Linked DNA regions of Homo sapiens: all the other regions are linked to region 4. The links are chromatin loops, found by intact Hi-C in ENCODE. Cell type or tissue: heart left ventricle. All regions are shown on one strand. Each heading gives the region's core, and the rest is flanking DNA. Links, peaks and the distances in the headings are about the cores only.

What was found. Peaks named below come from ENCODE experiments on the same cell type or tissue, not always from the same donor. Only the 100,000 strongest peaks of a DNase experiment are listed, where the experiment ranks them.
Region 1: it touches region 4 in a loop (2.6-fold over the local background); 3 of 110 quality-filtered maps call a loop at or near these places.
Region 2: it touches region 4 in a loop (2.1-fold over the local background); 4 of 110 quality-filtered maps call a loop at or near these places.
Region 3: it touches region 4 in a loop (5-fold over the local background); 24 of 110 quality-filtered maps call a loop at or near these places.

What each region holds. Positions count from the first base shown.
Region 1 is chr18:36,391,612-36,399,253 of GRCh38, reverse strand. All of the region lies in intron 3 of FHOD3 (formin homology 2 domain containing 3), which reads right to left. Among named protein-coding and RNA genes, the nearest start is that of FHOD3, 98 kb to the right of the region's middle. In heart left ventricle, for the core only: no CTCF peak of the experiment used is centred there; no DNase peak of the experiment used is centred there; H3K4me3 peaks cover 115 bases; H3K27ac peaks cover 5,000 bases.
Region 2 is chr18:36,368,360-36,376,001 of GRCh38, reverse strand. It overlaps FHOD3 (formin homology 2 domain containing 3), which reads right to left. Exons shown (of 29, transcript NM_001281740.3): 3 at 3,258-3,322. Among named protein-coding and RNA genes, the nearest start is that of FHOD3, 74 kb to the right of the region's middle. In heart left ventricle, for the core only: a CTCF peak has its summit at 2,890 (motif pointing right); no DNase peak of the experiment used is centred there; H3K27ac peaks cover 2,580 bases.
Region 3 is chr18:36,092,250-36,099,891 of GRCh38, reverse strand. No RefSeq gene overlaps it. Among named protein-coding and RNA genes, the nearest start is that of RPRD1A, 29 kb to the right of the region's middle. RefSeq lists a silencer at 915-1,075. In heart left ventricle, for the core only: a CTCF peak has its summit at 3,784 (motif pointing left); no DNase peak of the experiment used is centred there; H3K27me3 peaks cover 536 bases.
Region 4 is chr18:36,567,633-36,575,274 of GRCh38, reverse strand. All of the region lies in intron 5 of FHOD3 (formin homology 2 domain containing 3), which reads right to left. Among named protein-coding and RNA genes, the nearest start is that of TPGS2, 260 kb to the left of the region's middle. In heart left ventricle, for the core only: a CTCF peak has its summit at 2,847 (motif pointing right); no DNase peak of the experiment used is centred there; H3K27ac peaks cover 1,181 bases.

The DNA of each region.
Region 1 (7,642 bases), core at 1,794-6,793, 180 kb after region 4:
AACAGGACACTGAAATTGGGCCAGGCCAGCAATCTGGGGCCATGGAAAGGAGAAGCACCTGAGCTACACCTTCCAGTGCCCCATTATCAACACCAAGGAATGTGATGGGCCTGTTTTCAGAACAGCAGTGTCCCCTTCCTGGAAGGGTGGCGTAGATCTCTGCTTGCTTGATGTCAGATACAAGGTACCCAAACTCTCCTCCAATCCTGGAAAATAGGCAGCTTTGGACAAATAAGTCCTAGATCACAAAAATCTCACACTGTCTCCCAGAAGAATGAGTTCAGAGCTAGTCTCAACACCAGCCAGACCAAAAGACAGGGGATCCCAGCCTTCCCACATGCCACACATATTTCTCCTCAGATCCCCCCCATCCCTGTCCTATACCTCCCTCCTCACAACACACTGAAATGTACCCAAAAACATCCCTTTAGAGGGGGTCACAGACATACAATGTACCTGCATCATGGAAAATAGGCAGACTTTTACCTATTTTGGTAAATTGGAACTTGGAACAAAGGTTGAAGGGAACGCAAAGCACATGTGAATGAGTGGGATTACACTGACCACTCGCTTAAAGCTCTGCCTAGGCATGCACAGGGCACCAACCATACAGCAGGCACCCACCTGCCCTGGCTTGTTCCTGATATGCCCTGACCATCACAATGGAACAAATCATTGAGACTACACAACAGCTCCACTCCCCTCAGGCTCTGAGCACCTACTGCAACTGGAATCCTAACCAGTACTGAGTGCCGGCATTTTCTTTCTGAAAAAAACAGTGGTTATAGAATTACAACATGATCCAGCAATTCCATGCTTGGGTATATATCCAAAAGAACTGAAAGCAGCTTATTACCACACTTAAAAGACAGCATCTTAGGAAGTATTGCTAGAAAGGCAGGAAGGAGAAACATCTCTCTCCACCTACTGCTACTGCCAAGAGACTAAAGATCTGCACTGAGATGCCATCAGCATCCCAAGATATGGTGCAAATAGTTCAATTCATAGCACTGAATTGTTTTCATTTGCAGAACAGCATAAATGTAATGAGAAAAATATGTTAAGATTAAAATCATACTCAAAATATCCTTTTAACTTCCTGCATATTTATTCACGTTTGTGTTCAAGAATACAGCAGGAAAAACCCATTCATTTCTGGGTTGCCTATTAAAATATCCACTCTCTCCTTCTTACTAGAAGAACCCCAGTGTTTCTTTGGGTAGCCTAGTAGCCAGATAAAACCATTCAGTTCCATGACTCCTTAGCAGCTACCTGTATCCACATGACTAAATTCTGTCCAATAACATGTAAACAGAAATGTTCCAGTAAACTTCCAGAAAGCCTCTTAAGAGCATAGGGCAAGTCCTTCATCAACCCTCCCTCCTTTCTGCTGCCTAGAATGCAGAAGTAATGCCTAAAACTCAAGCAGTCAATCTGATCCCCCTGGAACAACCATACTAGCCCTAGAGTGCGGACCCCTAGTCTTCTAATTTTACATGATAGGAAAGGGCACTTCTCTCTTGAAGGCATTTCCTATTGTTTTGGGAGTTCATTATATAAAAGTAAACTGAATTCTAAGTAACCATTTTTAGGAAATTATCTTAAAAATCACCAATAAAGACAGGATTCTATAAAGATGGAGGCAGAGACATACTATTTGAATCTCTATATAAATCTACATTAAAATATAACAAATAATGGGTGAAGAGCATATGGGGTCTCTATACTACTTGTTACAAATGTGTGTGAATCTCAAAATAGTTTTTAGTATCTAAAACCCATCCTTTAAAAAAGCAACCAGAAAGCAAAACAAAAGCACCATAAGCAATATTTATAAAATGAAAAATGTCAAAATACAAATGGGTAAAAACAATTTCTACAAACACTAAAATAAAAGGGTAGAAGGACAAACCACCAACAGCCTGAGATATGCATGCTATTATTATCTGTTCAGCAGAGAGTAGAGGGAAACAATGAGACATCTGACAGACCTGAGAACAGGAGAAGCCAAAATAACCAGCAGATATTCACTGGAGAGTATATTAGGCTCATTTGAGAACAGCAGCTGAAACTGAGAGGGGTATTGACCAATCTAATGCTAGGTAAGTCAATGGTCCCATGGTTTGGACTAAAAGATCTGTAGCAATCTAGCTTCTATGAATTCTTAAAACTGGCCCCCAGGGATTCCTTCCAGGATAGGAGAAACTGCTGGGAGTGGAATTAAAACTCAGAAATAGTGGAGCAGTAATATAAAGGAAAGAAATGCTCAAAATAAAAGTGAGAGACAAGAATAGAGACAAGAAATCTCAGAATGCAATCAGTCATGTTTCTAAACCCTATGCTAAAACAATAGATGTCTGTGAAGTTAAAAAAAAAATGTGAACCAAGCCTCCTGCTAAAAGTTCAAGAAAACTGATTTTATATAAAAATGAGCAACATAAAAATATCAAGGTCAAATTTCATACAGAATTATTATAAGGAAGAAGAGAATAAGGAGTTTAATAACATCTGTACAGACAATTAAAGCATGTCAAAAAGTCATAGCTAAAGTGCCTAAAATCACACCTAAATTGTACCTAAAGTCATACCTAAAATCAAATTTATAACCTACCTTTTCAAAATAAGAGATACAAGCTAAGAACATAAATCAGAATTAGAAAAACAGAAATGAAATGAACAGAACTCAAGAATATCATTTGAATTTAAATAAATGAAAAGTCATTAAAGAAATGATAAACTAGGACAGAAAACTAAATAAACACAATAATAATAATGCTTCAAGAGATGCAGAAAGTTAAAGGGGGACATTTTTTCAAATCAAAAAGAAATGACAAAAGTGATTCAAGAGAAACAGAATCACTGCAGGTAGGCAAAGAAGGTCTAACACACACCTAACAGGGGTCCCTGAAACAAGGTGAACCAAAGCAAAGGAATAGAATATTGAAAACTATAAGAAAACTTTCCTAAAATTTTATATATAATTTGAAACCACATAAAAGATCCCCCATGTATTTGAGGATACTGACTCAGAAAGACCTATACCAAGACACAGTCTAATTACTGGACTTTACAGAAAAAAATAAATCTTTTAGGCAAAAATAACAAGGGACATAAAAGCTTATTATCATCAGACTTTTCAAAAGCAATACTTTATATACGAAAAAATGCAGTAACAAGGACATAAAATGTTGGCCAAGGATATTATACATGGCAAAAATCTTATAAAGCATACCAATAAACTGTTAACGTGCAAAATTTCAGAGACCTTTCTAAAGAATCTACTAGAAGGAGGGTCCTCAAATTTTTTCTGACTCCTTACCCTCTTCAATTTATTTAGGATCCCAAAGAGCTGTGTTTATGTGGGTAATATCTACAGACAAATTACCTCTTAGAAGTTGAAACAGAAATTTTTAATTCTTTATGAATTAATCAAAAATAGCAAACCCAGTATGTGCTAATGTACATACAACATATTTTAGAAAAAATAACTATTTTCTCAAACAAAAAAATTCATAAGAGTAACACTGCTTTTATTTTTGTAAATCCTTTTAATATTTCTCTTAGTAACAGCCAGACTCACATATCTGTTATACACTTAATTTGTTGTGATATCACAAGTCACAGAGGTTCTGGAAAACTCCATGCACTCATGTGAGAATGAAAGAGGGGAATAAATAAAAGGAAAATACCATCTTAGAATTATTATGAAAAAAAAGAATTATTATGAAAACATTTTTTTACATCAAAGACTCCCCAACTCGAGAATGAGTTTCAGACACACAAAATGACTAGAAAGATATCAACATAAAGATTGATGGTGAACTTTAAACATGAAGAAACCTGCAGAACTAAGAGAAAATGACAGCTAAAGTGAAGTGAGTATAGTTTACAATGGCTATGCATTCTGACAATGCAGATATAGATTTTTTTTTTTTTTGAGACGGAGTCTCACTCTATCACCCAGACTGGAGTGCAGTGGCATGATCTTGGCTCACTGCAAGCTCCGCCTCCCAGGTTCATGCCATTCTCCTGCCTCAGCCTCCCTAGATACAGATATTTTTAAATGAGAAGAGCAAACACACAAAAAAAGAAAAAAAAAAACCTAAACTGTTCTCAGTAGTTATATTGATGGTGGTAGTACTGTTATTCTGATATTTCTCTGAGTGTGATATAAATTTAAGTGGGTAAATATGGGATATTCTAATTCTATCCACTCTTGTGTTCTTGATAACCTGGACATGTAGGGGTAGAGAAACAAGATGAGGGTGTAATATAGAAGAGACTATGTAAAAACCTTGTAGCACAGAACTTGAATTTGAAGTATTAGTATGCTCTCATGAGCTACTTTATCCTAGGTAAATAAATATACATGTATACAACACGTATCTCCCAGCTTCTCCCATTGAGGAGGCTCAGAAACTATGACAATCCAGTAGCAGTGAACATCTGCAGCACTCAAATTGCAGTTTTGAAATGTTTTCTATTAACGACAACAACAACAACAAACTGGGCTTCCTAGAGACATAGTTGATTACAGGCCTGGGGCAAGTGATGCATAAGATGAACTGAAACATCTTGCTCTACCACTAAGAGAGGAAGCTAAAGAGAACACCCGTGATGATTCAGAAGCCTCCTTGGGTTCCAGTGGCCAAAAATGGGACAACTCAAACTTCAAGTACATTAAGTGCAACTGATTGAAACCCATCAAATACACTTAGATCTGTAAGTTCACAGTAAAAATCCTAGGTTTTCAAAACATGCATGGTGGGTGGTCCCCATCTAGTGCTGCGGGGTGGGGATGGTTGTTGGCCAGCTATACCGCTCTTTCCTCTTGGCTCCTTCCCATCCAATTAATTCTATATGCCATTTCCAGAATATTCTCCCCTGCTCAAAATCTCATGTCAATGATTCCTTATTTTCTATTTTGTAAAGTAAAAATCTCAATGTCTGCTTGTGAAGACTGTCTACACGATGACCTTAATAATGACTTTCATCTGGGAAGCCCAATATTTAAATTGATATTATCTTGTTTGACCATAACAATGAATCCATAAGACAGATAGCATGCTCCCCAGGAGACGGCTCAGAAAATCCAGGTCTCCCTCACTCAGCCTGATATTTCTCACTCCCCTACTCCCATACCAGTGTTCTTTCCTTCCTTGATCTGCCCAAGTAGGTTGGATTTGCTTTGTTAGCAAATTCACTCTGATTCTGCTCACGCTCATCTGTGTGTCTTTTCTCCCATGGTTCCCTCAGCCCCTTCTTGTTATTTAAATAAACCCTTCTAAGTTTTAATCAAGCCACTCACTTTCCAAGTCCCTTCCTAAGACTAATATATCTGTAGTCCCCGGGCTTGTGGATCCAAGTGGATTAACTAGCTCCCTGCCCTCACATAGGAAACCATCAGAACCCAGAGTTTTCTGAAGTTTGGGACCCTAATATCAACCCTGCAGTAGGATCAGTATAATTTAAGAGGAAGCCTTCTGGCCCCAATCACAACACCCATTTCCTTAAGCTGCTTAGAGAATTAGGCTCATTTCACTCCCCTTTGTATTCTCCAGGTCTAGTTGGGCACACAACTGGGACTCCAGGAGAATGGTTTCCTGGGGAAATGAATGACTGATTGCCTTTGTGTAGCCCAATACCCTGAATTGGTGGGGATTACGGACAGCTTCTTAGTCCCTCTGTGACTGTCTTGGGGCCAGCTCTAGAGCAGCAGTTCTCAACTGCAACCACTTTTGCCCTCAAAGGGACATTCGGCAATGTCTAGGAGTATCTTTTGCTGTCACAATTAGGGGCATTGCAACTGGCATCTAGTGGGTAAAAGCCAGGGATGCCACCAAGAATCCTACAATTCACAGGACAACCCCACCAAAAAAGAAGTGTTGGCCCCAAATGTCAATTGTGTCAAGGTGGAGAAACCTTGGAGAGAACAATACAAGGAAAGAGAAAGTGTCCAGAAGATCTGGACCCCTAAATGCAGTGATGGAAATATCACAGCATGCCACACCAGATTCAGATCCATCATAAATGCTTTCGCCATTACGTTTGTTTAACTCTAAAATTAAGCAGGCAGCCTTCTGCCCTGCAGCCGTCCCAGAAGCATGTGGCCAGCATGGCAGACACTCTGGAATGACCACATCACAAACTAACTGGAGCTGGCTGCAGCATTTCTGCCTACTAATTTTAATCTTTCTTTCTCAAAGGTCATGAATATTTTCAGACCTCTAAGCACAGGCATATTGTGGGCAGACTTAATATATGTTGCTTCCAGTTGGCAAAGGACTTCACTCACCAAAACCCTAAGCTGAGTTACAGGCTTCACTTTGGCCATGTCACTTTCCAAGAGACTTTCTCAGTCCATTATCCTAATTGGCAAATGATATGTAAGTACCAGAAGGCTGTGTGTCAGCAGTTATATTTATAATGAAAGCCTAATCTCCAAAAGAAAACACTAATTCATTAAAACCTCCTTTCCCATCTGCCATGACAGTAGCCAAAGGAAAAAGAATCTATGAGGTACAAATTAGCTGCCTGCGCATGAAACACAGACAAGATCAGACGAAGCGGAAGCAGGAGATATACCCTGCTTGGCCCCAGGAAAGTCCTGTCCTCACTCTACACAGTCTTGCCATGTCTCTAGGTCTCTAAGTGACAGCAGCTTGAGGATCAGAGCCTGGGAGGGCAGGAAGTAGACTTTCCTCTGTCCCCTACTCAGGGAGGGCTTTCTTAGCAGACACAGTTCAGCTTTGGCCACTACTCAGGGAGGGCTTTCTTAGCAGACACTGTTCAGCTTTGGCCACTATAAGTTATCAGCACTTCAGGGAAACTTGAGAGGGTTTTGGGAAGAAAAGGAAGATGACTCCACAGTCTGATATTTCAGCTCGGCTCTCACTATAATCCCACACTCTGCTGGCCTTATTATTCATATAGATATATTAAGACCCATCATGTGTTATGCATTGTGCTAGGGAAGCCAATTATAGCTACCCCATGCACAGTGCTTACTCTGTGCTGGGTGGGGGTTCTGGGCACCTGGCATGAATTCACTCATTTAACCCCCCAAAACCCTATGACTGTCTCATTTTACAGGTAAGAAAATGGAGCTGGTGAGAAATCGCCTGCTCAAGGTCATGCAGCCTCTAAGTGGTGGTGCCAGGGTATGAACCAGGAGGGCCAGCTCCAAAGTCCACCCCGCTACACCAGGGTCCAGTGCCACTGGGCAGGACAGCCAGAGCTTACGTGTGCGGTGAGCACAGCATGCCACAGGGCCTATGACAAGTGCTTTACATGCCCCATCTCAGCTGTGGGGGACAAAGAAGACCACAAGCCATTTTCCCTGTGGCATGGGGAGACATTTGAGCAGAGCCTAAGAATTGAGTAGGAGTCAGCAGACACAGGGGAGGCACCAACACAGTCAGGGGGCCACATGGTTTGTCTGGAAAGCCACCAGCAGAACGAAAGCTGGAGGGGCAGGAGGTGTCTCATCATCTCATCCAGGCCTCCAACCCACCCTGTAAGGTGTGCACACGATGACCAACCATGCCCTTTACAAGAGTCACCTGAGGCCTAGGAAGATTACAAGAGTCACCTGAGACAAGGGTCCTACTTAAGGTCACACAGCTGCTGAGTGGTAAACCCA
Region 2 (7,642 bases), core at 937-5,936, 200 kb after region 4:
TGTAAGTGTATGCCCACGATATGACCATCAAAATTTTCATTTCTTTGAAAAGATCGAAGCTAGATTAAGAAGGCAAGTGCAGCGTTCGCTGCAATATCAAGTGGTCATACCAAAAATGTACAAAGAAATAAAAATTACAGTGGAGATAAAGCACAGAGGTACAAAAGTTTGAGGCCTCTCTCTATACCAAAATCTCATTCCAACCTCCGGCCAAATGCTTCAGAGCCACTACACTACCAGAAAAGACCTGCTTCAGCTGCTAGCTGTAACCATCGAAGCAGAGCCCCTGTGGCCTTCATTTTTCGTGAGGGTTGCTGGGCTGCTAACCATAAAGGCTCACCCACCACACTCTCATCCCAAAGGGTGCTGGATTCCAAAGTTAACACTGGAGAATTCCAAAAGCACCTCACCTCCAACTCATTAACATGCAGTCCTGGATTCTAAACATTCCTCTACTTAATAAAAACAGGAATGAAGGAGAAGAGAATGTAGGGTGAGGAAAGCATTATTTTTGAGACATTTACTTGATAGCATTTTAAGCCCAGGAGACAAACCCTGGTCCTGGATCCTTCCAGTCCAATCGTGGGTGGAAGGAACGTCTTCAGGGGAGTTGCATGTGGTGCGAGGCTGAGACAGCAGCCACTGTGCCCCAAGCCTGTAGCATTAATATTTCAACTATTTCTTCTGTGGTAAAGAGGGAAATAACCTTGAGAAGAAACAAAGACTAAAACAACAGATGTGAAAAAGGTTTATTTTCTCCTTGTCATATTTCCGATTGTCATTTTGACTCAAAATTGTTCCGGGTATTGTTTTCTTTATCCATAAGAAATCTCATCTAACACTGCCATTTGGAAAGGGAAAGAATATGTCACAATAGGGGAAGGTACTTCATCAACATGATTGCACACATTCCATTTTCTATACATAACCAAAGTATAATATTTAGTGCTAATAAACCTATTCCAGATCTTGCTAATAGTAGGAAATGGAATTTTAAAAAAGGCTTTTAATACAAAGGAAAAACTTTTCCTTTTTTAGGTGTTGCTGTTAGTTTATACGGCCAAATCCTCTCATCTGACATAATCAGGCCTAAGGCAATTAATGGTAAAAGCTGATTAAAGCAGAAAATCCTTTTGAAAACAATACATAAAAAAATACATAAACATAAACAAGACCTTACAACATTTTGAACTCGCAGCTATTGTGGCAAAACATGCCGGTCTACCTGTGATGAGGCACAAATAGTTCTCTGAATAAGGATCTACCCATTGGAATTCCATGTAGACTTTCTTTTACAACTCACTCCAATAACAAGGTCTGATTTCCAGTCTAGTTTCTTTGAAGTCCAGCGGAGCTGAAGATGCTTATGAAGAGTAGAATCCTCTTAGATTTTATAATATTCCCCCTCGCCTTTTATAGTTATCATAACACATTTACATTGACAGAAATGCTTCTGTAGTGACTAATTTTGAGTCTTTTCCAAAATAGTGAACTTTCAAAGAAGCAGTGACCTTTATGTAGTCATATTTAATTAGTTTATGAAATATTTGGTACTATTTCATTAAATTACATAATTCTGATAACCAGTGCAATTGGCATAAAGAGGTTTGTGAGCAAGCACACTGACTCCATAAACCCCAGGTCAACCCCAAGAGCAGGGAGCATGTGTGTCCTGGTTGAGTGTGGGCTTCAGAGGCTGTCGGTGCTCAGCATGCCACAGGATAAGATGTCACACATCTTACATCTATCACATGGGACGATAGGATACAGAAGTTCATAAGACAAGTCAATAACACAGAAGTTGTTTTTAAAAAATCCTGTACCTGAAATATTTGACTACATACTGCAAAGGAGTGAGTTTCCTTAAAAGGAGTTAGCTCATTTGGATTTGGATTGAGCTCATTTTCATGCAAGTCTGCTTTCTGCCACCTTACTATTCCTGGGAAAAAACAATTCATATTCATGTCCCAAATTTCTTGTAGTTATCAACTGTGTTTCAACATTTAACTTCAACACTGTTCAGTACATGTTACGTGCCTGGATTTGTTCTAGATCTGGGATGAGGGTAAGGGGGAAGTTTATCCAAAGTCGTGTCACAGACCTTTCCTTTAGAGAGACATGATTTATACATATGAAATCACTGGGAAAACACGAAGCAGGTAATAAAAAAGCCACGATTTAATATAAGTGCCCATATACATTGTACAGTTACTCAGTGCTACAAGCAGTTGAGAAGCAGAATAGTCAATATTGGCTGGAGGTCCTACAGATCTTACTTTGTTTCCAACAAGATTACCAATCCTCCTGACACCCTGACCTTTCAGTCCCTGAAGTTTGAGTCACCTGAACAATTATTCTTTAGCTGCAGAGTGAGGCAAAGGTTGTTACTCAAGACACTTGCAACCTCACCACCCTCCACACCAAATGAAGTGAAATCACATGGATTTCCCTCCATCTCCAGCCCTGGGTCTCCCCATCCCTGGGTCTCCAATAGGGAAGCAGAGTGAAGGAAGGACCAGAAATAATTTCCTTCACTCCACCCATGAATATGTTTTCGGGTATAGACTAGGACTCAACAGGATGATCTACGCTCTTTTGATTAGAGGATTAAATGAAGACCACACCATACATTAAACAAAAGCAAAATTACTCAGATACTAAAAACTTCTAGGCATAAAGTGAAATTTAGTTCCTTTTTTTTCCTTCTTATGACATTATATTCTTGCCGCAACTTGGCCCATTACCAGGAGGAAACTGGGCTTCCCGCAGCAAGCCATTCTGAACCACAAATATGTTTGCTTGCTTAAGAGCATCTTGCCCTGTATCCACACGTACCCTCATCCTGCACTGACCCAAGATTTTCCTTTTAGTCACCTGATAACAACCTGGAGCCCCAGACTCCACTTGCCCACAGGCATGCCTCACAGAGCCACCAGGAGGCACGTGAAGATCAGGTCAATGTGCTAGAGGCTCACAATGGCACAGTCCCCAGAAGAACCTCATCTACCCCAGCACTGCCAAAAGGCACCTCACCAGCAAGCTGTCTTACCTCACGCTCCAGTCACTAACCAAACAGCAGAGGAAGCTGGAATGAAACAGGCCTTCAAAAATCATTGCTGGAAATTGTTTCACTAAAACTCTAAGAACTCATGATAGGGGCTAGTGCAAACAGACAGCATAACAGTGAATCTTTATTTTATTCCCATAAGTCGCGTCTTTCATCATATGTTTAGTTCCTGAGGGCAGGTGTCACTCACCGATGCAGGCATGGACCCTCACAGACAGCTGCGTCCTTAGGATGATGCTGTGCTTCTTGCCCCGCCTAACGAGACAGGAGACAAAACAGGGGCATCAGAGGAGTCAGCAGAGACACCTCACATGCTGTCAATCCACGTGAAGGTTCTGACATACCCACTTAAGTGGGGATCCAGAGAAGCAGAGACCCACACTGAATAAGAATCTATCCTGAAATAATGTTGACATCACAGGACTTTCACAAAAATAAAATAAAGAAGTCTGACTTTGTTGGTTTGGCACATGCATCTCACTGCCAAGCTCCATCGATTCATTCCATCCACAGAGTCTGCACAAAGTCATGCTTGACCATGTTGGGAAAATTTTAAAATCTGTGTCCATGAAGTGAAATTCCTGGAATGTAACAACACAAATCTGCTTCATCATTCTCATGGCTATTTTTACCTTTTTGTGGGGTTGGGGGCAGATATAGGAAAAGGGAACACATCATGGGGTAATCAGAACTGCTTTACTGTGTATCAATTCAAGACTGTGTTGGCTTTTCTCTTGTACTTTTACAGGAAAATGGGAATCTACAAAAGAAGGCTTACAGACTACTTATTATCAGAAACGTCAATTTACACCACACCACATCTCACCTCTGCTTCCTTCTCACTGCATTTCTCATGAGGAAGGAAAAGGGCAGACCTCCCCAGGTTCCACTCCCACTAGGGCCCATTCTGCTTTATGCAGAGAGGAACCAAAGCACGGAGCAGTTGGTAGAAGGAGATAAAGGGGAGAAAACATGAGTCCTGGCTACCCAACAGGAACAAAGGCTTTGAGGTTTGGAGAAAAGGGGAAGGCAGTGGACAAAGGAAAAGCAGAGCCAGCCAACAGCATGGCAGCAGGTAGTGTGGCAGGGCTCTTGGAAGCGGGATTCCCTGTCCATCCTCACCTCTCTCCACCAGGGCTTAATGTATAACAGAATCTGGCAGTGCTTTCCTGCCTCCTGGTGTGTGGTTGTGTTGGAGAGAAGGGAACAGAGATCTCACCAAGGCACGCTACTAATACTGTGATTATGAATTCACAGTAATGACTACATCAATTACATTTTTTATTCATCTGACCAGGTAAGAGACAGAAGTATGGTTTAAACAATGGTTTGTTGATTCTGATATGATTTGGTTGTGTCTCCACCCAAATATCATCTTGAATTGTAGCTCCCATAATCCCCAAAAGTCATGGGAGGTAACTGAATCACAGGGGCATTCTTGTGATAGTGAATAAGTCTCATGAGATCTGATGGTTTGATAAAGGGCAGTTCCCCTGCACACACTCTCTTGCCTGCCACCATGTAAGATGTGCCTTTGCTCTTCCTTCACCTTCCACCATAATTGTGAGGCCTCCCCAGCAATGAGGAACTGTGAGTCCATTAAACTTCTTTTTCTTTATAAATTACCCAGTCTCGAGTATATCTTTATTAGCAGCATGAGAACAGACTAATATGGATTCTTTTAAAGAAAATAGGAAACCCAGCTGCATAATTGCAAAGCATGCAGTAGCCTCCAGCTGAGCAGCTGCTTCAAGTAGAGTCTGCATTCAGAGTCCCCTCAAAATTCAATGAGCCCCTCCATTTTCCTTTGTTCATTTGTTTTACATTTTTTATATGGAAGCCATTAGTCTCAAGAAGCTTGCAGCCAATACACGATGTCTACAGAAGTTCAAGATTCCTGTGAACACAGATTTCCACAAAAACATATTCTCCACAAAAAACTCTCACTCTCAAAAATCCTGACATGAACACTCCTTCAACTCTTCTGACCAGACCAGAAGAAAGTTTTGATTTAAGTGCACCAAATTGAATTATAGACAGCTTTTTGTTTGACTTGCCAAGAAAGGTTTTCTGGGGTAGCGGGGACAGCAGCTAGGAGCAGAAAATCAGTGAACCCCTGCCAGGGGCCAGGCTCTAACTATTAGAAACAGTAAATCCTAGTCTTCCAATCTCAAGGATTTTCTGTAATTCGCATTACCAGCAGTTATAAGTCAATGGTAAATGTCAAATGAATAGCAGACAAAGAACATGCTATAGATGCCCAGAGAGAGAAAAAGCATGAGCTGGCCAGGGAAGACATTTCAGAATGCCCCCAAGTTCTGGAGAATTTCAGAAAGAGTCCATTGGTTGCCCCTTCTTGTATCTTCAAACAACTGCAAAGTTGCACTTTGAGTGTGTGTTTCCCCACATAATTCTCTAGACCCACAGTGAGCATGTAGGGTGGTCACTCTGGGATTCCAGGCCTCTCAATAAAAACAATGACTGCCAAGACCCAGCAAGCCCACCATCCTGGAGGGGTCATCTTTTCCGGATGCCGAGAAACCAGGCAATTGGTTTGTTAAGCTAAACCCTAATGGAAATTAAGAGAGCATAGAAGAAAAAAAAAAGTCCTATTTTTTTTAGAAGTTTAATCACTTACAATTCCTCTGCTTCAATATTCTAGCTCCTACCTTATCTTCTGCTGTACACAAAATCCTATACATGAAGAAACCTGCATGGAACTGGGAAACAAGGATGGTGGAAGCAGGCTGAGGTGGGGAAGAGGCCCCAGATCCCAGGTTCAGAGTAAAGGAGGGGACCAGCTAAGGAAGAGGCAAGTGGGTGAAGAGTGTGGCCAGATTCAGCCAGGTTCACAACAGGGCATCTGTGACCTCTCACCCTTCCCTACCCCTGCTTCCACCCACCTCTGATGTAGGTACTACTTCTGTGTCCATTTTGCAGATGAGGAAAACAAAGCTTGTAGAAATGGTGTAACTTGCATACAGGGCTGGTGGAAACAGAAGCAGGGTTGAAAGCACAGAATCTGATTCCACGGTCACCTGCACCACCCTGCCTTTCACTGCACAATTGCCTCACTGTATAACCACCTCTAGGGCTTACAAAGGATAAAAAGAGTCCCTGGTTTTTTAGGGAACTGGTGTAACCTCAGTACTAAAACCTAACCAAAAAGACACACTGAAAATCTAAGATGCAAAAATCTAAGAAAATATTGAGAAATCAAATTATGCAATATGTAAAAATAATACAAGACCATATAAGACTCATCCCTTAGAGTTCAAGAATTAGAGTCCAATATAATAGTTTTACATGTATATAACATATATATTATATATACACATATACGTAAGTCTTCTTGACTTCTTAGGAAAACCTTATTTGGTCTTATTGTATTTTCACATATTGCTTGCTCTCTCTCTCTCTCTCTCTCTATATATATGTGTGTGTGTGTGTGTGTGTGTGTGTGTGTGTGTGTGTGTGTGTGTGTGTGTGTGTGTTTAAATAAAATAAAACAAAGGACATCCACCATAAGATCCCTTTAAATTTGGTAGCTTCCCTCCACCACTATATTTTCTAATTAGTTAAAACTGACATATTGGAGAAAGTTTCACTTTTATGTATTTCTTTTACATATGGCCATTTCCCTGCTACCACTGATTCTAAAAATCTTTTTGCTAAGTCCTTTGGCTTCTCTTAGGGAATTAATCATATCTGTTTAAAGACAATCATTTTATCCCTGCCTTTCCAGTAAATACACCCTTTTCTTCCTTCATGGCTAAAACTTTCAAAGGAAAATTAAAGAATCACAGGCATACTCCCTTCCCCACTATGGGACACTATGTCAGTTTCGGCTCAGAAATAATAATAGTTGTTAACATTTATGGAATGCTTATCATGCGCCAGATGAGGTTCTAAGTACTTTTTACAGATTTAGTATTCAGAAAATTTCTATGACGTAGTGATAGGGTTAGGCTTTGTGTCCCCACCCAAATCTCATCTTGACTTGTAATCCCCAGGTGTGAGGGAGGGACCTGGTGGGGGGTGATTGGATCAGGGGGGTGGTTTCCCCCATGCTGTTCTTGTGATAGTGAGTTCTCATAAGATCTGATGGTTTTATAAGGGGCTCTTCCCACTTTGCTTTCTCACTCACTCTCACCTGCCACCTGTAAGATGTGCCTTTGCTTCTCCTTCACCTTCTGCCATGATTCTAAGTTTCCTGAGGCCTCCCCAGCCATGCAGAACTGTGAGTCAATTAAACCTCTTTCCTTTATAAATTACCCAGTCTCAGGTATGTCTTTATAGCAGTGTGAAAATGGACAAATACAGGTAGATAACATTATTGACATTCTAAAGATAAGGAAATCAAGGCCCAGAAAAGTTAAGCAATGGAGCTGAAGTCACACAGCTAGAAAGCGACAGAGCTCAGACTCAACCCAGGCAGTCTGACCCTAGAGTCAGTGCCCCTAACATCTCCACAGAGCTGCCCCCCAGATGTGTGCTCCTCTCATTCATTCCCTCATTCTACTGGTGCCAATATCAGGCAGAAAAGGATGCTAAGCTGCTTACAGTGAATTCACA
Region 3 (7,642 bases), core at 1,387-6,386, 480 kb after region 4:
TCATACCACTGCACTCCAGCCTAGGCAACAGAACAAGACTCTCTCTAAAAGTAAAAATTAAAGTAAATTTTTAAAAGGACGTTCATTGGTAAAATAAAGTAAGAGAAATGCATATAGGCCCTTCTATAACTGAGTATCTTAGCTATAAAATGCATTTCTGAACTTTTTTGTCTAAACTCAGAATATGGGCTTGAAATGTACTTTGAAACTCTTTGTTTCTCTCCCCTTTCTACCAGACACTCCCTTGCACCATACACACTTATCTAACCATCTCCTTGTTTAAAAGTTCCAGGGACTAATCTTGAAACAAACCAGGCATGGAGGCCTTGGGAAATCCATCTTTTTAGGGGAGTCCATAAACAATTAGTTCACCACCACCAGACTGAAGTCAAGATAACACCAACAAGACCTCTGAATAGATGATTATTCAAGATAGCCATCAGAACAAGGCATGCAGAGCTGCACCCTGCAACACTCCTACATGATTCTCACAGCAAGTTTCTCTTTTGAAACTCCCTCAGTCAGCCCAAAAGTTTGAGATGATCTCTTTGTGACTTGAGCTCAGCTATCTCCCTCACTGATGGCATTTGAAATAAAGGTTACTTTTCTTTTACCATGCATTGCTTCTTGTGTTTTTAGCTTGATAGGTGGTGAGCAGCTGGACCTGAGTTTGGTTACACTTCTAGAACTAATAAGTGAATTGAGCTTTGTACAGGATACAATATCAACACACAAAAGTCAATTTTATTTCTGTTTACTGACAATGAGCAATTGGAAATTAAAATTAAGAAATAAAATTCCATTTAAAATTGCTCCCTCCAAATTGCAACACTTAGGTATGATTCTAACAAAACATGTAAAGGGTGTTTATACTAAAAACTACAAAATGCTGTGTTTAAAAAAAAAAAAAAAGAAGAAGAAGAGGAAGAAGAAGAACAAGCGGCCGGGCGCGGTGGCTCACACCTGTAATCCCAGCACTTTGGGAGGCCGAGGCGGGCAGATCATGAGGTCAGGAGATCGAGACCATCCTGGCTAACACGGTGAAACCCTGTCTCTACTAAAAATACAAAAAATTAGCCAGGCGTGGTGGCAGGCACCTGTGGTCCCAGCTACTTGGGAGGCTGAGGCAGAAGAATGGCATGAACCCGGGAGGTGGAGCTTGCAGTGAGTCGAGATCGCGCCACTGCACTCAAGCCTGGGTGAGAGAATAAGACTCCGTCTCAAGAAAAAAAAAAAAAAAAAACGCTGAATGAGAGATATGCTATGTTCATAGATTGGAAAAAAACATAATAAATGTTTTCATTTCAATCAAAATCATTGCAGGATCTTTTTAAGTATAGACAAGCTGATTCTTGAATTTATATAGAAAGGCAAAGGAATGAGAATAACCAAAACTATTCTGAAGAAGCATAAAGTTGATAGAATCATACTATCTGACTTTCAGACTTACTATAAAACTACCATAATCATGACTTGGTTGTTCTGACCAAGGGAAAAATATACAAATCAATGAAGTAGGATAGAGAGCCTAGAAATAGACTTACACAAATATAATCAACTTATTTTTGACACAGGTGAAAAGACAATTCAATGGTGTAATAGCAGTCTTTTCAAAAAATAGTGTTGAAACAACTGAACATTATGGGCAAAAGAACAAAATGAAAATCCAAACAAAACTTTATCCAAAATGGATCATAGATATGAATATAGAACCATAACACTTTTAGAAGAAAATATAGGAGAAAAATCTTCCTAACCTGGGGTTAGGCAAACTTGAACCAAAAGCACAATCCATAAAAGAATAAGTTGATAATTTGTTTCAGAAAAATTGAAAATGTTTGGGCAGGCGCAGTAGCTCACACCTATAATCCCAGCACTTCGGGAGGCCAAGGTAGGAGGATTGCTTGTGCCCCGGAGTTCAAGACCAGCCTGAGCAATTGAGCAGCATGGTGAGACTCCATCTCTGCCAAAAAATAAAAAAGTAAAAAATTAGCTGAGCATGGTGGCATGTGCCTGTGGGCCCAGCTACTCAGGAGGCTGAGATAGGAGGATCCCTTGAGCCTAGGAGGTCAAGGCTGCAGTGAGCCATGTTGGTGCCACTGTGCTCCAGCTTGGGCAACAGAGTGAGACCCTGTCTCCTCCACCAAAAAAAAAAAAAAATTGAAAATTTTTGTTTTGTCAGAATAGAAAAGAGAAACTATGAACTGGGAGAAAAATATTCGTAAATCACATATCCAACCAAGAACTTGTTTTCAGAATATAAAAACAACTCTCATAACACAATGGTGAGAAAACAAACAACCTAGTTCTTTAAAATGTGGGAAAAACTTGAATAGATATGTAGATATGTCACCAAAGAGAACACATGGCGGCACATGAAAAGAGTTCAATAGCATAAATCACTAAGGAAATGCAAATTAACACCATAATGAGCTGTCAGTATTCACCTCCTAAAATGGCTAAAATTAAAAATTCTGACAATATCAATATCCAGCAAGGATGTGGAGTAACTAAACTTTCATACATTGGTAGTGGGTATGCAAAATGGTACAGCCTCTATGGAAAACAATTTGGTAATTTCTTACAAAGGTAAATATACAACTACATTATGGGTACATTATGACCCAACAATCCCTCTCCTGTGTATTTGCCCTAGACTAATTAAAACTTAACATTTGCACAAAAACTTGTATAGCAGCTTTATTCACAATCACCAGAAACTGGAAACCACCCAAGTGTCTTTCAACAGTTGAATGGATAAATAATGCTGTGGTATATCTGTGTAGTGCAATACTACCCAGTAGTGAGAAGAATAAACTACTGACACAGGCAACAACCTCCATGAATACATGGTGATTTTGCTAAGTGAAAGAAGGCAGACTCAAAAGGTTACATATTACATGTTTCCATTTATATGGTACTCTGGAGAAGATAATATGATAGGAAGAAAAGATCAGTGGTTGCCCAGGGTTCATTTTGGGAAGGCTGTGACTGTAAAATACTAGCATAGGAGTTTGATTTTTGGGGGGCAGGGGTTGAGAGATGGTAATGGAATCATTCTGTATCCTGATTTTGGTGGTGGTTACACAAATCTATATGTAGTGAATCTCACAGAATTCTACTGCATAGGAAAAAAGTAACTTTTCCTAAGTTTTTTTCTAAAAAAGGATGAGGTGGATATTTCTCTTGATTGAACAATACAGTGTAAAATATTGAGTACACACCACACCTGGGTGTGGGTGTACTTACAGAAATTTTGGAAGGATACACAGTACAGTGGAAGACTTTTGTATTCTTTATACATTTCTTTACTTGAATCTTATTTTTTACCATCTTTTTTATTGTGGTAAAATATACAATAACATAAAATTTACCTTGTTAATCATTCTTAAGTGTACAATTTAGTGGCATTAAGTACACTAACATTGTTGTGCAGTCGTCACCACCATCCATATTCAGAATTTTTATGTCTTCTGAAAGTGAAACTGTGGATCCATTAAACAATAACTCCCCATTTCTTCTTTTCCCAGCCAAACACCATTCTACTTTGTCTTTCTGATTTTGACTACACATTTAAGTGGAACATACAATATGTGTCCTTTTGTAACTGGCTTATTTCACTTAATATAATCTTATCAAAGTTTTTTCATTTATGTTGAAGCATGTGTCAGAATATCACTTTTTTAAAGCTAAATACTATTCCATTGAATGCATATAACACATTTAGGATGTTATTTAAACCCATGCAGTAAGCCCAACTTAGTAGAACCAGTCTGCCACCTTGTGGAATTTTAACACAACTTCAAATTTTACAAATTGAGAAGATGACTAATTTAGAAATGATGCTACTAGTGTTCAATTACTAGCTATTTTTTTGGTGTAAATTTAAAGAACTAGTTTTATTTAACATAACTGTGCAAGAAGTATGTGAAGAGAAACTCAAATGCTGCTGATGGGCCAAAATATTTGAGTACATGTAAAGTTATTTCCTATTCTTGGATAGGAGGAATGGACTACAAACATGAATTAAGTGGTCATGGAGAAAGACGCAAATGGCTTTTTATCATATAAAAGCTTACATATTACAGGATTTCAATCTCACTCATACAAGAAAATGCAATTTAAAAATTGTCTACAAAAAATTGTAGACAAAACAAATTTATCTCCAAAAACGTTGTAGACAAAAAATTATCTACAACATGGATGAACCTTGAAAACATATGCTAAGTGGGAAAAGCCAGATACAAAAGAATAGATATCACAGTTGTCCTTTATTTATTTATTTATTTATTTATTTATTTATTTATTTATTTATTTTTGAGACGGAGTTTCGCTGTTTCGCTCTTGTTGCCCAGGCTGGAGCGCAATGGCATGATCTCGGCTCACTGCAACCTCCGCCTCCCGGGTTCAAGTGACTTTCCTGCCTCAGCCTCCTGAGTAGCCGGGATTACAGGCACTCACCACCACGCCCAGCTAATTTTTACTCCCACTTCATCTTAGCCGAAAACATTTGGCAAATGGGAAGAGATTATGAAGTAAGAAAAAATAGCATTTACTAAGGTCTACTATAGTCCTCTACATAATTCTACCCAATCCTCATAACAGCCTTACTATATAGGCCTTATTAGTTTCATATTGCAGATGACTAAAACGAAGTTTGGAGAGGTTAATTGGTTTGGTTAAAGTCCTAGAGCTAGTTGATGCCACAGAAGAAACTTAAACTCCTGTCTACGGTCTCCAAAGTTGAAAATTTGGGAGTTCAAGTTTGGCATCTTTACTTTTCCTTTTTTTTAAACAAGGTCTCACTCTGTTGTCCAGGCTAGCGTGCAGGTGGCACAATCATAGCTCACTACAACCTCAAACTCCTAGACTCAATTAATCCTCCCACATCAGCCTTCTGAGTAGCTGGGACTACAGGTGCACGCCACCATGCCGGTTTTATTTATTTATGTATATATTAGTAGAGATGAGACCTTGCTATGTTGCCCAAGCTGGGCCTTCCTGCCTTCCTTCCTTCTTTCCTTCCTTCCTTTCTTTGTTCTTTTATTGGGGACATCCTTTCTTAAAAGAGATTTTGCAGTCGGATGTCTGATGTCCTTTTTCTCCATTTCCTATGAGATGTGTGATTCCACTGTTAGAGATACAGCACATATCCTGAGCTACGAGGGGTTGGCTGACTGTAGATTTTCTTCTTCGCAGGAAAAGTACAAGGTTCTGGATAGGGAGGCATGAAGTGGCTGATATGCCTGCCAAACAGGCTAGGCTTGCTGGGCTGCACCATAAAATGCCAGGGTTTGAACAAAGGAGAAACATCCTACTATTCCAGAATTTGGCTGGAACATCCCCTGATCATTTTAGAGAAACACTGCCAAAGGAGCATGCTCATGGATGTGAGACAAAAGTCACAATGGATCCAAAAACTATTCATTCAACAAGTACTTATTGAGCCCCTACTATAACCAGACACTGTTCTGTGCAGTGTTTGTTAATTAGAAAAATAGACCCAAATCCTTGCTCTCATTGAACGTTTATTCTAGTAAGAATAGGCAGAGAGGCTGGGGTCAGTAGCTCACTCCTGTAATCCCAGCACTTTGGGGAGGCAGAGGTAGGAGGATTGCTTGAGGCCAGGAGTTCAAGACCAGCCTGGTCAACATAGCGAGACCCTGTCTTTACAAAAAAAATAAAAAAAAGAATAGGCGGACAAGAAGTAAGTTAAATAGATAAACAATGTAGTGTGCTAGAAAGATATTTTACAAAAAAAAAAAAATGTTGGGCCGGGCACAGTGGCTCACGCCTGTAATCCCGGCACTTTAGGAGGCTGAGGTGGGAGGATCGCTTGAGGTCAGGAGTTTGAAACCAGCCTGGCCAATGTGACAAAATCCTGTCTCTACTAAAAATACAAAAATTAGGTGGACATAGTGGCATGTGTTTGTAATCCCAGCTACTGAGGAGGCTGAGGCATGAGAGTCACTCGAACCCGGGAGGCGGAGGCTGCAGTGAGCCAAGATCATGCCACTGTGCTCCAGCCTAGGTGACAGAGCAAGACTCTGTCAAAAAAAAAAAAAAAAAAAAACAGAAAGAAAGAAAAGGAAAAAAAGAAAGAAAGAAGAAGAAACCACGTGATTTTTCTGTTCAACGCTTTGCAACAACTTCCCATCTCACTTATGCAAAGTAAAAGCCAAAATCCTGGCAGTGGTTTATAAGACCCTATTTGATCATTGTTCTCTCCTCACGCCCCATCTTACTGTCTCCTACTCCTCTCCTCTTTGATCACCCACTCCAGCCACAGGAGTTCTCCGTGCTGCTCCTGAGCCACCCCAGGCACCTTCCTGTCCTAGGGCCTTTGTATTGGCCATTCGCTCTTTGAACACCCCGAAATAGCTGCACGGGTCACATGTCCCCTCCCTCAGATCTCAGAGTGGCACCTTAGTAAGCCTGTTCCTAGTGAACCAAAATCCCAACAGCCATATTCCTTCCTCGACATTACTTTTCCACATGGCACATAGCACAACTAACACACCATATTATGCTTTCACCTGGTTCACTCTTCACTTCCACAGAAGCTCTGACGGAGACACAGATTTTTGTTTGTTTTATTCATTGCCCTATCCCTAGTGCCTGGCTTATATTAGGTGTTCAGTATGTCAATGCCTTCCAGCCAAAGACCACCAGGAACATACCTGTAATTGAACAAGTTGAGTTTTTGGCTTGTTGTCATGAAAGAGAATGTACAAGAGGGGGAACCATGGAATGGCTTGGTATGTTAGCAAGGAGGATTTGGGCTTAAGTTAGGTGATTTGGCAGAGGTTTCAAGGAAGTGAGGTTTTGCTCTGAATTGAATGATGCCAGGAAGCAGGAATAATTATCTGATTGGGTATTTTAATAAATTTTTTTTTAGAAGGGGGAAGAAGAGAGCAAGGCTAAGGATATAATTGGTAAAGAAGCAGCAGTTATATTAGCAGGAAGAGGAGGCTATTTTTGTGGTTTACACAGTGACTTTATTTTTTCCTGTTCTTGGATAAAATTTATGAAGTGGTCTTGTTTTTGTTTGGTTTGGTTTTTGTCTCACTTTACCGAGGTCATAGAGTGCCCTTGTCTGATGTAGGTGCTCTGTGAGATTGTTTATGTTCATCAGAAGAATACCATGACCTGTCTGTGATGCCAGATGAGCTCCTAACACCACAGAGGGCCAGGTGATAGAGCCAGGCCAACTGCACATGTCAGTGGTTGCTTTTCTCCTTTTCAAGTATGTATTTGTTAAATGATTGAGTGAATGATTATAATGGTAGTCTTCATAAACCTAAAAGGCTATCATGTGGAAGTAAAGTTAGGCTAATTTTATAAGAATTCAGAGAATAGAATTGGAACAATGGGTCCAGGCATGGGTGGCTCATGCCTGTAATCCCAGCACTTTAGGAGACCAAAGCAGGTGGATCACTTGAAGCCAAGAGTTTTAGACCAGCCTGGCCAACATGGTGAAACCCCATCTCTACTAAAAATACAACAATTAGCCGGGTGTGGTGGCACATGCCTGTAATTCCAGCTACTCAGAAGGCTGAGGCACGAAAATCACTTGAACCCAGGAGGCAAAGGTTGCGGTGAGTCAAGATCGTGCCACGGCACTCCAGCCTGGGTGACAGAG
Region 4 (7,642 bases), core at 942-5,941:
TAGTGGCTGGGCACAGTGGCTCATGCCTGTAATCCCAACACTTTGGGAGGCCAAGGCAGGTGGATCACATGAGGTGAGGAGTTCAAGACCAGCCTGACCAACATGGCAAAACCTTGTCTCTACTAAAAACACAAAAATTAGATGGGTGTGGTGGTGCACACCTGTAATCCCAGATACTCAGGAAGCTGAGGCAGGAAAATTGCTTGAACCCAGGAGGCGGAGGTGGCAGTGAGCCAAGATCGCACCACTGCACTCCAGTCTGGGTGATAGAGCAAAACTCTGTCTGAACAAAGAAAAAAAAAAAGAGAAAAAAGAAAAAGAAAACCACATTATTCTGAGAAAAAATATGCTCCTAAATATGTAATAACTCAAAAAATTTAAAAATTATTTGGACATATCCTTGACACAATAAGCAGTATATTTTGAGAAATAACAGATTCATAGTCTATTTAATGGTAAAACACTAGAGATATTCCTACTAATCAGAAATAATTTTTAAATGATGCTCATTAAACCCATGGATTATTTAACACTGCTATAGAATTTCAGGCAAATTTAATAAGATATGAAAAATGATAAGATACAAAATTGTTGGAAATACATATTGTCATAATTTGCAAGTAAAATTATAGATACAATAAAAAAATTCACAGAATTTATTACAAAGAGATTACAATTATAATCACATTTCTCATCCTAATGAGAAATCTGTATGCAGCATTTGAATGCAGCATATGAAAGTTTGATATAAAATTATACTAGATAAGTGGATCTATGACAACAAATATGTTAAAGAATAATTTCTTTAAATAGTTAATACAAACTAGTAAGACAATATTAAATGCCAATAGAAAAAAGGCATTTTATATGAGAGACAACAAACTTGTTTATAATAGCATGCAAAATTTTTCACTCTCACTATAATAAAACAAATGCAAATTAAAATAATAATAAGGTAGTGTTTTCACTCAAATTGGCAAAGGTATTTTAAAAAGAAATGATTATGTATCAAACACTAGAGAGGTTAAATAACTTCATGCATTGCTGGTGGTAGGGCAAACTGGTAGAAACCTGTAATAAGGCTATCTAGAACTATAATTATTTTGTAAAGTTACCATGTATTTAGCGCTCACTGTGTGCCAAGTTCTCCAGAGGGACTTTATAGGTATTATTAATAGAAAAGCCATATGCAGTGGGTATTTTTACCTCCATTTGGAAGAAGAAAAAACTGAGGCTCTGAGAAGTGAAGGGATGTGACCAAAATCTCCATCACTGCCTAAGTAGCAGAGCCCACTTCCAGCCAGGGTGGGTGAGCACGTATGTGTTTATACTAAGAGCCTCGAAGTCCTCTTCAAGCCCTTTCCCAGTCATCATGATTTGGGAAACCTATTCTAAGGAAATAGCTCTAAGTTTAAACAAAATAAAAAAGGAAGCAAAGGTGTTCACTGAAGCATTATTTAATATACCAAAATAATAACTAAAACACAAATACCTGTCATGGTCCTAGAACTCAGCGTACACAGTCATTTACCAAAGCTATGTCCTAACTTGTAAAATGTTTCTCATAAAATAAGTAAAAAGCAAGTATAAGTAAAAAGCAACATCACATAATTAAATAAAATAAGTAAAAAGCAACATCACATTATTAAACACTCAAATCTTCTTTTAGTTGAGACACGGTCTCACGCTGTCACCCACGTTGGAGCAGTGGTGCCATCATGGCTCACTGCAGCCTTATCCACCCAGGCTCAAATGATCCTCCCATCTCAGCCTCCTGAGTAGCTGGGACCACAGACACATGCCACCACACCAAGCTATTTTTTTTTTTTTTCTGTAGAGATAGGGTCTCCTTCTGCTATCCAGGCTGGTTTCAAACTCCTGGGCTCAAGTGATCCACCAGCCTTGGAATCCCAAAGTGCCTGGATTACAGGCATAAGCCACCGTGCCCAGTTATAACACTCCAATCTTCATGCATACAAAGAAGAAAAGGAAATCCATAAAATATTAACCATTGTGATTGAGTATATATTCTTTGGATGTATTTTTCCTATTTTCCCAGCTTTCTAACATGAGCATCGATTACTTCTGTAATGGAAAAGTAAAATATGTTAAAAAAAAAAAAAAGAACAAAAATAAGACTGAATAATGTGAGGTGTTACATGCTTTTGTTTTTAGAATTTTTTTACTAGTGCATCCTTTCTTACCACCACCACCCCCACCCTCCTGCAGAAAGATGCAGCCCCTACCTCATGGAAGAGCTCCAAGAATTCGGCACATTCTGCCCTATTTTTTCCCATTTCTTCCCTCCTTCCCTTCCCAAACAAACTGGCAAGTCTCCATGGAAGAGGAGTTTGCTCCACTGTCCTTTTCCCATTCTGAGTCCCGCTGCTGAAAAGGCCAATCCTGAGGTACATTTTGGCACCTTCCTTTAAATCAGCTAACCACACAGGGAGAGAGAAGGTAGACTCTTTAGCCTTCTGGAAGGTATATCCACGGGGAAGACTCTCCACAAGGCTGAGAAGCTGGGACTGAAGGCCTCCCCCCAAGAGCTCAGGGCCTCTGGTACTGGCCAAGTGCCCAAGAAGCCAGGACACTATTACAATGGGAGAAGGCAAACTAAGGTTTAAAAGCTGACTTGATCTGTTCCCCGCAACATTCTATTAACTGGATCATACTGGAAGAGGTGCATCACTACAAAGTTCATGTCTAATGGAATTCAAGTGTCCGATCACGCTAATTTTTCATATTTTGGTAATCAAATCTTTCCCACTACATCTTTTTTGTACCTACCCACTACTACTAAAGCAATCCGGCCTGTAAACCGCTCCAGACACGAGATGGCGCTAAATAGATTCATGTGGGTTAATATTGCACTACAAGCAGCAAAAACCCACCAACCTCAAACGTGGGCCTGAGAATAAAACCCACACAGAAGAACAAAACAGATGCCCTGAAAACACACGTCTGGGTCACAGGAGCCATGAAAATTCATGATTTGTGTTTTCAAGAAGAATGTGGAGGCTGAGACTGTCTATCAGAACACAGAGGTAGATGGCACCACAGGTCTAGGAAGAGAGCATTTCCTGTTCTGCCACTCATGGAACTTATTACACTCAAGGTATATTTATTCATCTTTCTGTGCTTCAGTTTCTTCATCTCAAAAATGACACGGCTATACCATACTATCTATTTTGCAGGGGTGTGGTGAGGAATGAGTTAGAACAGTGCCTCCAATGAACAGAAGCACACGCTGAACAACTCTCAAAAACAGAAAACAGGGAGCAAGCTCTCCAGGCTAACCTTACCCAGCTGTGGGTCATGAGAAGTGGTGGGAAAACTCCTTGCCTAACTAGAAGTCACAAAGATTTTCTCTTATGTGTTCTTCTAAAAATATGTAGTTTCTCCTCTTTATATGTAGCTCTATGATCCAATTTGAGATAACTGTTGTACAAAGAAGCATAGATTGAGGTTCATTTTTTTTTCATAGGTCCAACTAATGCCATTTGTTAAAGAGACTGTCCTTTTTCTATTTCATTGCTTTGGCAAATTTGCCAAAAATCAACTGGTTGTGTTTGTACGGGTCTGTTTCTGTCCCATTGGTCTGTCCAACCCTTTGCCAATGCCACACAATCTGGATCACCATAGCTTTAGAGTAAATGTTAAAATCAGGTAGTATGATTCTTCCTATTCGTTCTTCTTTTTCAAAATTGGTTCAGCCATTCTTGTTCTTTTGCCTTTTAATACAAATTCTGGAAGCAGCTTGTCTAAATCAACAACAACAACAAAATCTTTCTGGAAATAATGTTAATCTATAAATTCTAGGAGAACTGACATCTTTACTCTGCTGAATCTTCTAACCTATAAACCTGTTATGTCTATTTATTATACATCTTCGCAGATTGCTTTTATCAGTGTTCTATAGTTTTCAACTATAGATGCAATATATGTTTGTTTGGGATGGTATTTTTTGCCAAAATTATAAGTAGTTCACATTCTTTGGAGCTATTACAAACGGTGTTTTAAAAACCTTTCCATTCCTAATTGTTTATTGTTAGTATATAGAAACAAAATTGAATTTGTATATTGGCCTTATATCCTATAACTTTGTTAAACATTAATTCTAGGAGTGTTTGATTTTTTGTTTTGTTTTTGTAGATTTCCTGGAATTTTGTACATAGACAATAATGCTGTTTGTGAAAAAGAACAATTTTATTTCTTCCTTCCCAATCTATATCCCTCTTCCCATCCCTATTGCACTAGTGAAGACTTTCAGTATAATATTCAATGGGCGTGGTGAGAGTGAACACCCTTGCCTTGTTCCTAATATTAGGGAGAAAGCATTAATAATCCTTTACTATTAATTATGATGTTAGACATATGTTTTTGTAAATTGTCTTTTATCAAGATGAGAAAGTTTCTCCAATTTCTAGTCTGCTAAGAGCTTTTTGTAAATCATGAATGAATGAATTTTGTCAAATGCTTCTTCTACATCAACTGATATGATTGTGTTTTTTCTTCTTCAGATTGTTAATGCAGTAGGTTATACTAACTGAATTTCAAATACTCAATGAGTCTTGCATCCTTTTTGACCATGGCATATTACTCTTTTCATATATTGCTGGATTTGATTTACTAATATTTGTTGAGGATTTTTTGCATCTTTGTTCATAATAAATATTGTTCAGTGTATTTTATGTCTGGTTTTCATACCATGGTAATACTGACCTCATAAAATGAATTGGGAAGTGTTTCCTCCTCTTCTGTTTTCTGGAAGAGATTTTGTAAAATTGGTTTTATTTTATCTTTAAATGTTTGGTGGAATTCACCAGGCAACTGTTTGGGGCTGGAGATATTTTGTTAAGAAGGTTAACTGCAAATTAAATTTCTTTAATAGTTACAGTAATGGGGCTAGTCAGGTTATCATTTCATCTTGGGTGGGTTTTGGTAGTTTGTGGTTTTTAAGGAAATGATCCATTTAAGGAATTGATCCATTTCATCTAATGTATCAATTTTATGTGCTGAGAGTTGTTCATAGTATTCTGTCATAATTCATTGAAGTGAAGTTTAATCCCCTTTCATTCTTAATGTTAGCAATGCATATCTTCTCTTTTTTCATTTGTCATTCTTGTTGGTCAATTTTATTTTTCTTTTCACAGAATCAGCTTTTTGTTTCATTGATTTTCTCTATTTTTTTCTCCGCTTTCAACTTCATCAATTTCTACTTTTATTATTTTCTTCCTTCTACTTATTTGGTTTTATTTTACTTTTCTTACTCTAGTTTCTTAAGGTAGGTGCTTACATTATTATTTCCCTCTTTTCTAATATATGCAGGTAATGCTAGAAATTTCCCTCATGCATTGCTTCAACCACATCCCACAAATCTGATGTGTTGTATTTTCATTTAGTACAAAACGTTTGCTAACTTCCATTGAGAATTCCTCAACACATGGATTATTTAGAAGTGTGTTAATTTCTAAGAGTTTGGACATATTCATGTTCTCCTTCCGTTACTGATTTACAGTTTAATTTTATTCCAGTCAGAAATTACAGTATTTCAATTATTTTAAATTGGTTATGGTTTATTTTGTGACCCATGATATGATTTATATTGGTGAATGTTTTATGCATATTTGAAAGTAATATGTATTCTCTGTAGTTGGGTAGTGTTTTCTAAAGATGTCAATTAGAACTATTTGGTTGATGGTGCCATTCAGTTCCTTCATAGCCTTGCTGATTTTCAGTCTGTCAATTCTATTGATTACCAAAAAAGAAGTATTGAAGTCTCCAACTACAACAGAATTTTTTCTATTTCTTATTTCAGTTCTGTTTTTGCTTTATGAATTTTGAAGCTCTAGTTTTCTGGGTGACCTGATTCTTTTGTCATTATAATGTCTGCTTTGCCTCTAATTATTTTCTTTGCTCTGAAGCCTACTTCTTCTAATAATTAATATAGTCACTTCACCTTCTTTTGATTAGTGTTTGCATGTTTTTTTCTCCTGCATCCTTTTGCTTTTAAACCACCTATAGCATTATAAGTGGGTTTCTTGTAAGCAGCATTTAGTTGGGTCTTGTTTCATTTATTCATTAATGTCTGTCTTTTAATTACTGTGATTAGACCAGTCATATGTAATATAAGTACTAATGTGTCTTATTTAAGGTCTATCATTTCCAATCTGCTACCGAGCCCATCTGGTAAGCTTTTTACTTTGGTTATTGTATCTTTCATTGTAAATTTCGTTTCTAAATTTTCCATTGGGTTCTCTATATATTCTATTTCTTAATGAGACTTTCCATCTTTCTATTCATTTCAGGAATGTTCACTCTTACTTCCTGAAGCATTTTCATAATGGCTGCATTAAAAACTGAAAAATCAAGTATCTGTATCAACTTGGCCCAGGGGTGGTGATCTATCTTTTCCCATGCAAGTTGGGATTTTCCTAGTTCATTGCGCGCCAAGTAATTTTGGCTTATCTCCTGGATATTTTTAAAATAATGTTATGAAACTCTGGGTTTTGTTTAAATATTACAGAAAATGTTGACATTTTTGTTTAAGCAGGCAATTAACCTGGTTCAGTTTGAGTCACAAGTTCTGACCTGTCTTCTGTGGCTCTAATATCAGTTCAGTTTTCAGAGCCCTTGCCGTGCCATTTGGTTGAGCTCTGTATGTGTACTACAAAGTCGACAGTCTGGGGCCTGGGCAGTATCTATCTTGTTCAGTTCTCAAAGTCACTGCTATGCTGTTTAGGGTCAGATTCATGCATGCAGTCTGTGTGGAGCCCAGGGGTTCACATAAAACTTTCACGTGTGTGGAGCCCAGGGGTTCACATAAAACTTTCACGTTCCTGAGCTTCTCCTTCTCCATTATATTCCTGATACTTTTAGGTTCCCTGAGGCTCCCTCCACCACCTTTTTTTTTTTTTTTTTTTTTTTTTTTTTTTTTTTTTTTTTGAGACAGAGTCTGCTCTGTCGCCCAGGCTGGTGCCATCTCAGTTCGCTGCAAACTCTGCCTCCCCGGTTCAAGTGATTCTGGTACCTCAGCCTCCCGAGTAGCTGGAATTACAGATGTGCACCACCATGCCTGGCTAATTTATTTTTTTTTTTTTTTGTATTTTTAGTAGAGATGGGATTTTGTCCGGTTGGCCAGGCTGGTCTCAAACTGCTGACCTCAAGTTATCCACCTGCCTCAGCCTCCCAAAGTGCTGGGATTACAGGCTTGAGCCACCACACCCAGCTGAGGCTCCCCCTTCTTAGTCCTTCAGCCAGAGAGCTGGAGCATTACTTAACTTGTTCAGCCACTTAATTTCCATGACTATAGCTAGCCACAACTGGGGCCAAGCAGAAAAACAGAGAAGGAAAAACCAGACTTCTGTGAGTGAGTTTCCACCCCACTCCTCAGAGTTTTAGGTGCCCATATGCCCCTGCTGTTCTCACCATGGGATTACCTGGGGGAGAGGGGGCAAGATAACAGAGTGAGAAACATGTGAGACTCCTCCTACTCAAGCCAGAAATAGAAAGATCTTGAATTCTCTCTGTCCACACCCAAGTCCACTTCTGGGTTTTGCACTAATTTGAGTCCAGACCAGAGAATACCAGAAGAAAAATGTTAAAAGCACTGTCAGTTCAATATTCTAAGTTCTAGTCT